Regions from separate parts of the Homo sapiens genome. Here region 2 is linked to region 1. Evidence: chromatin loops called from intact Hi-C (ENCODE). Cell type or tissue: B cell. All regions are shown on one strand. Links, peaks and the distances in the headings refer to the core of each region. The heading gives the core; the rest is flanking DNA.

Region 1 (2,500 bases), core at 1-2,500:
TTCCCTGTCTCTAGACCCTGTTCTCCTGCCTCACCCATAAAGGGAATTCCCTAGAGATACTAAAGGCTGTCTGTCTCTCTTCTGAGCAGCCCACTCTGCCTCTCAGAGTGTACTTTTGGTTTACAATAAACTTTTTTGCCTACTCTTACTTTGTACTTGCTTTCAAATTCTTTTGTGTGGTGAAGTCAAGCACCTGAACCGGCCCACTGACAACAGCAAGGATAGAAGCAGTGAGATCGGTTACAAGGCTATTACAATAGTTCCCTCCAGAAACGGCAGTACTGAGAGGTGGGGAGAAGTAAGTTCTGGATTTTCTTTTTTTTTTTTTTTTTTTGAGACTCGCTCTGTCACCCAGGGTGGAGTGCAGTGGCGTGATCTCGGCTCACTGCAAGCTCCGCCTCCTGGGTTCACACCATTCTCCTGCCTCAGCCTCCCGAGTAGCTGGGACTACAGGCGCCCGCCACCGCGCCCGGCTAATTTTTTTTTGTATTTTTAGTAGAGACGGGGTTTCACTGTGTTAGCCAGGATGGTCTCCATCTCATGACCTCGTGATCTGCCCGCCTCGGCCTTCCAAAGTGCTGGGACTACAGGTGTGAGCCACCGCGTCCGGCCCTGGATGTCTTTTTGAAAGTAGAGCTTACAGGATATGCTGACTGATTAGACCGGAGATGTCACAGCATGGTGTCAAAGCGACTAATATTTTTGGCTAGAATCACTAAAGTTTACATTTATGAGATGGATAAGACTGTGGAAGGTTTGGGGAAGAAGATCCGAAGCTCAGTTTTGGACCTGTTAGGTTCAACATGCCTCTTAACACATCCAAGCAGAATGGTCAAGGATGCAGTCTTCCACATGGACAGGACATGAAATGTCTGACATCGAACAATAACAAATAACATTTTGACATGAGGAAAAGTATTTGTAATTGTAATTGATAGTTCATTCACTATAATTTGTCCACGTTCTTTTTCAGGCCATGTCATATATATACCTATTAATATTTGTAATAGACAATTTTGCTCTTTTCTACTTAAATTGTTATATACATTTCTCCACATTGCTTTATAGGCCTAACAACCATGTTTAAATTCTGTATCTTCATACAGAGGTAATATTTAAAAAAGAAGACGAAGACAAAAGGACTCCCTTCCCTCACCCATATACCTATGCCGTCTTACTGGGAGCAAACACTTCTTTAGCTCCGCAAAGCGATTGCACTTTCTCTTCCAAGTCGGCAGACGGCGCGCGAGCAGCGTAGGCACTGCTCCGCCTCCAATCCAGTTGCTCTTCTTTCTTTTCCTCACTCTCTTTTTCCTCGCGTCCTTTGCCCCGGAAGTGCTCTTACAACATTGGCTGCCGGCGTGACTTTGACCGCTTCCCGGTGCGTTACCGGCAGCTGAACCCACCCGGCGCCACGGGACTTTGACGCGTGCTCTGCGCTTGCCATGAGACTCCTGGGAGCTGCAGCCGTCGCGGCTCTGGGGCGCGGAAGGGCCCCCGCCTCCCTAGGCTGGCAGAGGAAGCAGGTACCGGAGCATAGAGAGGCTAAATCGGGACCATTCCCGGAACCTTGTGATCCCTTCTGGGCAATGGAAGGCCGTGACACCCCCTGGGTCCTCATGACTGACAGCTCCGAATACTGGCAGTCGCTCGTCAGTGCTGAAAAGCACCTCGGTGCCTGCACATTAGCTCGTTAGCTCGTTTGTTTCGCTCTCTGGTATCCCTAGGGTTTAATCAACTAAAAGTGTCTGTCACTCAGATACTTTGATATTTTATCCACCTTTTCTAAGGTTTTTTTTTTTTTTTTTTGCCTCTCTTTTCCCGTGAATAATTGTGCATTTTGGATGTGCAGTCCTATAGGGAAAGGTTTATATTGTATCTTCATTCCATCTAATAGGGATCCCCATCCCCTGCCACCAGAGTAAAGTTAAAACAAGCTTCATGAATTGTTTTTGTTTGGAGGGAATTGGAAATCTTTGGGGGCTGTCTTGGAGCTACTAGCATCACTGCATAGAGCATATAAGTTCTCAAACATATTTGTCATCTGTGAACTACAATAAAGGAGAAAGGGAAAAAAATTAAGTTAAATTTAAGCTAAAATTTGTATTTTCTATTAAAGTATTTTTTGGAGCTGTCTTTGTGATTTTATCTGCCCCAGTGTGTATTTTCAAATCTGCAGTAAAAAGTGTCTCCCATTTTAATTAAATTTAACTTATTCATTAATTAATTTTAAAAGAATACGTCTTTACTGTCTTGTTTTGAAGTCTGTCCTCTGATTACAAGAGTTCCAGGCTTAAAGGTTTCCCCTGGTGCCTTTCTCAAGCTATCTCATATCCAGTGAGATTTCTTGGAGGAATAATGTCCACCATACTCCTTTTAATTGTCTGTTGTTCTCTCTTATAAAAGGTGCATAGAATTGAGCTCTCGTATTTTTTTCAGGTTAATTGGAAGGCCTGCCGATGGTCTTCATCAGGGGTGATTCCTAATGAAAAAATACGAA
Region 2 (8,484 bases), core at 2,426-4,925, 1.0 Mb before region 1:
CAGTAGCTTAATTCCCTCACGAAGAGACTTCTTCAGCCAACCACGTCTCAGGCTGCACCCACCAATCACAATCCCAGAAAGAAGAGGCAAGGGAGTCTCTGAGACAGGCTGTCCTCAGACCAGGAGCTGAGGTCAGTGGTGCTCTGCAAACTTTCATCCGAACTTTGTCTCAGCCTTCCTTTTAAGCTCCAGGAAAGACTAGAAGTCACAATCTTAGAGGAAATGGACTTGGGTTTTCATTAAATTTCTCCTGTATGGGGCATTGGGCAATGGGCATGTGAGTTCAGCTTCTGACAATGGTGATTCCCATTGCTCTGTTTGAATAGAAGCCACACTTCAGAGGAGAAAGAACAGGGAGTAACGGTGTCTGGATTTCTGAGTCACCCTGGTCAGGATACACCAGGTCAAAGTGCTTACCTTTCAGTCGTTTGGATGATTTACTGCTACCTGACTGGTCTCCCTTGCCTTGATTTTTCCCTGTCTATGTTTACTTTACTCAGAGGAAATACCTATCTCCTTATCTTACCCTAATCAATAGATGTCTTTGGTGGGTCTCCACTGCTTATCCATTCAAACTCCTCACCTCAGAGTTGCAGGTCCTTCATCACACTGGCTCACCGCTCCCTTCACAGGCCTGCTTTCCTGCCAAGCCACATTTCTAAGAGTTCCCTAAACTCAACCTCTCTCTTTCAGCTTTTCCACCCATTGACTTTATTTCAGAATAATTCCCTCACCCAGAGCACCACACTGCTCTTGCTACAAACCTCTCTATCTGCCCAATTCCAGCCATCAAAGCTTACCCCTAATGTCACCCAAAGTCTAACACGGTCATTATCTCAATGGTGATGATGAGGAGAAGGATGTTGGTGCATAGCATGTATTATTATGTACCAGGCCACATGTTAAGTGTATGGGTCTTTTCCTCAAAACAACCCTACAACATAGGTGGTGTTATTATCTCCATTTGACAATGGAAAAGAAACAACCAATGCACAAAGAGGTGACATGACGCTTCACTCCACCATGGATTGTAGTAAGTCATACCACTTTGCATCTTTCCTTCTAAGGGAGCATGAGTGGGGCCCTAGGCCTCTTCTTTCCCACCCCCTGCCTACTGCAGTGCCTGACACATGGTACCTACTGAGTATATTGGGGTCATTTCAGAAGAGCACAAGAATTCAGCTGCTTATTGTGTTTTCTGGCAATTGGCTATTCTCTCATTTGGTGACTTAGTTTTATATTTCATAGATCAATTCTAGGGTGGACAGAGGAGAGTCGTCTGCCACAGGAGAAGGAAGCATCATGTAGGTTCCTGATGGAGACAGGGAGGAAGGCGGGGGGAATCCTTTCTTCTTCTTTGGGATGGGGGCAGTCACTCCATGTGGCCATCTGTGACCCAGGGCAGCGTATCACTGAATGGCTCCAGTTCTTCAAGCCTGGACAGGATTGGCCATAGTTCTTATGGGAGTGAATGGGTAGGGGAGGGTTAAGAGGAATAAAACAAAAGGTTTGGAACTGGTAACTTTGGTGTATATGTGCATGCGTGCATGCGTGTGTGTGTGTGTGTGTGTGTGTGCTGTGTCACAGAATGAACACTAGAGACTCAGGGCTGATTAACTTCACCAATCATACCCCAGAGAGGGGAAAAGCCAATCTCTCTGTGCCCCAGTGCTTTTGTCTATGGTGGGGGGTACAGGGGGTCATGGCTTCCCATGTGGAGCCCAGGCTTCCTGTCCCAGCTGGCAGTGGAATCTGCATTTCCAAGATCACAGAGACCCAGGCTCAAGCTTGGTGTTGCCACTTATAAGTCAAGTGCCCTCTGGCAAGGAACTCACTCGTTCTGAGCCTCAGTTTGCACCTGTGTTAACACTGGGTAACATACCTGTATTTCAGGGTTGGTGTCAGGGCTGGATGAGACAGCATACACAGACCATGGGCATGAGGCCCAGGCTGGGGCTCAGTGAAGAAGAAGGTGGAGTTTCATCTCAGGCTCCCGCAGTCCATGTGAACCCACGTGGACACTGCTCTATGCATATGTGGTGCTTCTCTGCTATGAAGGCCTCAGCCCCTGGGCCCCCTCAGGCCCAGCTTTCCCCAGCAAGTGTTTCTTCTGCTTCAGGAGAAGCCTGCCTTCAGGGGGGCCAAAGCCACATTGTATGCCCACTGGGTTGTCCTTTGCACGGCTTTAAGAAGCAGGATTCTACTCTGTTTCTGATATCCCATAATAAGAAATGATATATTTTGATACTTCTTTGATTTAATGGGTCTTTAGTATGCATGAGCTAGAATTTTGGAGACCATGACTATAATTTGGGGCTTGTAGGTAAGTACAGGTCGGAGGCTGGACATAATTCACCACCTCTGTGTGTCCTTGGGTCTTCCATGTGTCCCACTCATTCTTTGGCGAAGATTGCTTTAGGATGTTCTATTTGCTTCCTTATCTCCATGCCCATCTTCTGAATTCAGGCAAAGAATAATTCCACTTTAAAAGTTGCTTTAAGAAGCCACACTCCATGGATGAGGAAAATGGAGGTCGAAAGAGATTTAAGTAACACACGCAGGTAATTACAGAGGGTGAGTGGCAGATCCAGAGCAGTGAACAGACCCTGAGTTCCCAGAGTAGAATCTTTTTCAGCTCATGTTGCTATTGGCCTGCATCCGTGAGATGTTCCCGTGTCCATATGCTTTCTATACAATTCAATGTTTTTTCTTCAAATTGACTCATATTTTTATTTCAATAAATTTATCTTAAAGGGAAATTTTATATCATGACTTTATGAAAAGGCGGTATCACTTGCCATTAATAGGAAGTTATTAACTAAAGACAATGCAAAATAGTAAATGAAATTTTAACTGTATATTGTTGCCTGGGCAAAGAAAACATGCTGGAAATCCGTTCTCTTTTATTAGAAAGGATGATTGGCAGGTTTCAGGGATGTTAAAGACCTAAGAGGACAAAACTGAAACTGATTCTGGACCTGATTCCAATGCTATCTAATGTCATCAGTGAGAAGAATTTTTCTCCAATACAATCAGTAGTATAATTCTCACACTTGGAGACCACTGCAGTGGACAATGTAGCCACATCAGATCCCCTTGTTTCTTTAGAGGTCAGCAGACTCCTTATCTTTCCTTGCCCAGCAAGCTCCATCAAGAATATTAAACTTAAAAACAGTTCATAGACATTTTGTTTAGTGACCAAATACCCAATGAACGCCTGACTCCCTTTCATTTTCTCCTGTTGAAGAATACATGTTGAATTTAAGCATACATTTTCATAAATTTTCTTATGGACTATTTTTTCACCTCAGAAACAATGTCAAGGTAATTAAATTTTAAATAATAAGTCAGGGAAGTTGTTCTCAGCAATGGAAAATGCTGTGATTTAAATTGCCAATATACAAATACTTTTAGTTCTTGAAAACCACTGCCAACTGTGCCTGCCGGAAGTTATATGCTCAATAGCTTGCTATGATTGATGCAGGCATTAGTCATTAAAAAAAAAAAAAAAAAAAGGCGAACTAAGTAATTTGCATCCAAAGGATGACATCAGTAACACCATGAACTTGTTGTTCTAGAAACTGACCACTAGATGGAGAACTTGCAATTCAAAAATAAAATAACTCAGCCTCTTCGGTGCAAACATTTTACCAAAGGATCTATTGTACTTACAAACCTGCATCTACACAAGCGAGAAGGTACTACTTGCCCTGAAGATGGTATTCTTTTCTTTTCTACCAGACTTTGATATTCCTCTCCCTCTTTCCTCAGGACAGGTCACTTCTCCCCACAGTCGGTGTTTCTGTGTGAGTTCACCTTTAAAACTTTGAGCATGTCATTATTGTATTCCCAGCCCTGTAACTGAGTAGAAAAATGTGTTCCTTAAGATGTGGTCTCTTTCTTCCCCCTGCCTTGACACTACTCACTCCTGAGCACAAGGGCTTCACATCATCAAGTCTCATTCCTGAATGCGAATCCAGTGCAGCCTGCAAGAGCACCTTGATTTGTAGGAAATTTTTTTCTTCTCCATGAATTACACACCATCTTTATTCTCCGCTATGATAACAGCAGTAAATCCTCTTTAAAGTTTTTTTTTAAAGAAATTCCATATCAATGGAGTGGTTGTTCTTTTACCAACTCTTTAAATATGGCTATAATGAGATATATGAGCCCAGTTCTCAGAGTGAGGACAGGATGTAGGAGTGACACCTTCATGCAATAGGGTCTAAAACAATAGAATACATTGAGATCATTGCAGCAAATCAGTGAGTTTATTTGGAAGTTCTAATTTAGGGCTATCTCTTTCCCCCATGGCTAATGGTGTGTATGTGCATGTGTGCATGCATATGTGTGTGTGTGTGCATATGCGCGCATGTGTGTGCGTGTGTGTGTATTGGTGTGGCATAAAGGGAGAGGGCAGAAGAACTGAAACATTTACTTATTTTCTTTCTATATAAATAGGCACGTGAACAAAATCAAGCACAAAAGAGATTCTTTGTGGCTGGGGTTTCCTGGCTGCAGCCCCAGAACCTAAGAACCCAAAGCTCCATTCCCAAGTGGACTCTCCTAATTTGCTAAATAACCTTGGGCAAGTCATTTAACCTTCCCAAACCTCAGCTTCTCCATCTATAAAGGAGGATGCAGAGCGCTGTCTCTTCCCAGCTTCTCCGGGAAGTTGTGAGGATTAATGATAAGAGAAAGGCAGTCAAGGGTCTGGAGTTTCTTTAAGAAAGGTGCTGCTTACCCTTGGATGAGAGTCCTAAAAATAAAAGAATAAACACCAGCAGTCCAGGCCAAAGTCGCAAGGGCTGTGTGCCTTGTGGTTTCCACATTTTCTATTCCTCAAAGAGGGTTGGCGGGGACCAAACAAAACAAAACACCTAATAAAGCCTTTGTCTGACAAAATTCTCACTGGATTTTTATCCGATTACTCTGTGTCTATAGATGAAATAATTTTTAAACGTCCTGAAAAAACTGAAAGGAAAAAATGTCTCTGCCCAAAGACGCCAGGCATTCCTGCCTAGCCCTTCATCGCATGGAGAGGAAAGAACTCCTCTGACAATTAGCCTTCTATTTTGGTGACAGTAATTATCACCATTAGGGGCTTTGCTTTTGCTCTTATGATGAAATATATATTCATGCTGCAGAGGCTCCAATCTGAGGACTATTTGGGCAGAACCCAAAATGCAAGGAAAGGATCGATTTTAACCTATTTTAAAACATTTGATCTAATTTGATATTTCTAGTTTTCAACGGCTTACAGCAAATAGATGAAAATAAATGTCTTGTCACATGTTGTGCTGTGGACTATGCCTTTCGGTTTTCAAAGACTCCTGAAAACAGGAGGAGAATCCTCTATTAGTGTGTCCGATGCCTCAGGATTTTCCAGCTGTCGTTGTTCAAAGGTCTATCTTTTGGAGCCTGGTGGAATGACCAAGTGGATTATTTGCTCTAAAATTCTGTAAGTGATCTGTTTCTGAGTCTTTTGGCTAAAATAATAAAAAGGGATGGGGCAGAGAGGGAAGCAGCAAGCCCACACAAGTATTTGTGGGTGTATATGCATTCTTGTGCATATTTTCAGGCCAGACATATAATTCTGATTATTTGGAGAGGAGGAGTGCTGCTACTAGCCTCCTTTTGAGAAGTCTAATTCTTGTAATGGCCCACTGCATTCATGAAGGCTTTCGTCTCTAAATAATTAATTTGCCTTTATGCAAGCGTATTTGCCTCTTACAAATCCTAAAACACAACACTGAGGACCCAGGCTCAGCAAACCCGCTTTCAAGCACATAAATAATTGCCTTGGAATAATTAACAATTAACCTTGGTAAAAGGAGAGCTAAACATTAGTATACTATATTAATTCAAAACAGATATTAGCTGTTTGGTGTTAGAAAATGTTATAAACCTATATACAGTTATAAACCTACATGGTCAGTAAGTTTAGTTAGCTGGAATATGTTAACTAGTAGTTTTGATGTAAATATTTAACCCATTTGCTTCAATCTATTTCACAAGCATTTATGCAAACTGGCCTTTTTTTTTTTTTTAAATGAAGGCCCTGAAATCAAGAAGAACTGGGATTGAGACTATAAATGGCTTATCAGGGTTCCTCACTCCACCTGTAGCAAAACTCAGCACAGATGGTCTATGACAATGGATGAACAGCATATTCTTCACATGTAAAGAATTTGGGTGTGAAATACACATAAGCAAAATTTCATCCACTGGGCTGTTGGATTCATGGTGGGGAGGGTTTTTTGTAAAGAAATATACTAAGACAGACCGGGCACAGTGACTCACACCTGTAATCCTAGCTACTCAGGTGGCTGAGGCAGGAGAATCACTTGAACCCAGGAGGCCGAGGCTGCAGTGAATTGAGATCACGCCGCTGTACTCCAGCCTTGATGACCAAGTGAGACTCCATCTCAAAAAAATATATACATAATATAGTGACCAGCCTGGCCAATATAGTGAAACTCCATCTCTACTAAAAATACAAAAAAAACAGCCAGGCATGGTGGCACATGCCTGTAGTTTCAGCTACTCAGGAGGCTGAGGCAGGAGAATTGTTTGAACCTGGGAAGCAGAGGTTGCAGTGAGCCGAGATCATGCCACTGCGATCCAACCTGGGCAACAGAGGCAGACTCCATTGTCTCCTCTGTTGAGAGAGCCATGGAACAGATTCTCCCTCAGAGCCTTCAGAAGGAACCAACCCTGCCTACATCTTGATTTTGGACTTCTGGCCTCCTGAACTGTGAAAGAATAAATTTCTGTTGTTTAAGTCAACCAGTTTGTGGTACTTATTGTTACGTCAGCCCTAGCAAACTAACACACAAGGGTGCTACGATATTACCTCTATTTCACGTACAAGAAACTTGCCCAACATAATCTAGTTAGTTGGCAATGGGTCCTGGATTCAAACTCCAGCCTGGTGCCAGGGTCTATATGCTTTTGCCAACACTTTCCAGATCACTGTGCACATGATGTTGCAAATTTGATCCCTTCTCTCTTTAGTCTAAGTTCTATGGGAACAAACATTATGGCCTCATGTCTGTCGGGTGGAGAGACCACACTGTAACACACTCACGTGTGTGTGTGTGTGTGTGTATGTATATATACACGTGTATATATACACACACATATATGTATGTATACACATATGCATGTATGTATATATATGTGTGTGTGTGTATATATATAGAGAGAGAGAGAGCGAGAGAGAGAGAGAGAAATCCTCAGTTTCTAAGCCTTGTCTGTCTCCATTACCATCCTCATCGGGCAACAATATGAAAATGTTGTGCCCACCCTCGTCACTTTACAGTGAGGGGGCAGAAGCCTGGACGGTGTTCTCCGAGCATCATTCTCATTCCCACCCCTGCTGCGCTTTCAGATATTACCTCGTTCCCTTTCAAATCAGCCAACAGAGCTTGAGATAGAGGAGGATAGAGCAAGAGGGCACTCTCACACAGGGAGTTATGGAGTTCCGCTCCATCCCCAGGGTCCCAGAGCCATCAAGCCCTAGTGTCTCCCTGTTATCCTCATAAAACTGACTCCTTCACACCAACTCCTCTGGTCTAAAGTTTGACTTCAACATCAGCTGACATGCTCTTAATCCTCACTGATTTTCTGACATCTTGGGGTTCGCTTTGTCCTAACCTTGTTCCCCCAGCTCAAGTTTGAGTTTACCATTACTGAAGGGATGTATCCGCTGGAAGTATTCCAGGCCATACATTCAAGGAAGAGCAGCTCCACTCATGGCTGGTGCAGCTGACTGAGCCCACTCCCTCCCACAGGCTATCAAACATCTGGCATTGGACCTCCCTCTCTCTGTAGGCCCCTGTCCCCAAAGCTGCATTGGTGCTTGTGATTTTTACTTTAAAAGAAACTTTTTTCCTGGACTCACAAAGGCAGATGATGCCTCTGCTTGCCTCACTTTTGTGTGTGTGTGGTGGTGAGTTTTGTCGTTTCTGCACTTGTTTTGTGATTGTTGATATTATTCTTATGAACTGAAATCCCAGAAGAATGTGTACCAGGCAGGTTCACTAGACTTGTCCTTTGAAAAAGCCCACACAGACTTTTTTCTGCAGAACTTCCTTTCTGCCACTAGATTTAATCATTAAAGATAGCGATGGGGGCGTCAGGGTAAACAGTGACACAAACAAAACTTCTTGTGTTGGGCACATTTCCTTAGCCTCCAAGATTTTTCAACAGGCCGGCTTTCAGGAAACAATTCTGTTAGAATTCTTGGTAAACTCACCACTGTCCTAAATTGCTTTTAGCTGGTTTGTATCAAGAGCAAGGCAAGGAGAGAGGCAGAATAAATTTCCCCTGGATGAGCTGTATCCTAAAGTGGTATTCCCAGCAAGAGTAAGGGACAAGCAGGGAGAGCCAGGAATTGTCAGCATTGATGAATATTAATTATGTATATACCTGGTGCTGGACAGCTAAGGCACAGGAGTGATGATCGGAAAGCAAGGGACA

Evidence for each region. Peaks named below come from ENCODE experiments on the same cell type or tissue, not always from the same donor. Only the 100,000 strongest peaks of a DNase experiment are listed, where the experiment ranks them.
Region 2: a loop joins it to region 1, with 11 times the contacts of the local background. A loop is called at or near these places in 12 of 110 quality-filtered maps.

The regions. Positions count from the first base shown.
Region 1 is chr3:158,643,190-158,645,689 of GRCh38, forward strand. It overlaps GFM1 (G elongation factor mitochondrial 1), which reads left to right and starts at 1,338. Exons shown (of 18, transcript NM_024996.7): 1 at 1,338-1,526; 2 at 2,440-2,500. The coding sequence starts at 1,446. In B cell, for the core only: CTCF peaks have their summits at 1,244 and 1,444; a DNase peak (open chromatin) is centred at 1,312; H3K4me3 peaks cover 1,227 bases; H3K27ac peaks cover 793 bases.
Region 2 is chr3:157,614,733-157,623,216 of GRCh38, forward strand. No RefSeq gene overlaps it. Among named protein-coding and RNA genes, the nearest start is that of VEPH1, 120 kb to the left of the region's middle. In B cell, for the core only: CTCF peaks have their summits at 3,589 (motif pointing right) and 3,789; a DNase peak (open chromatin) is centred at 3,569.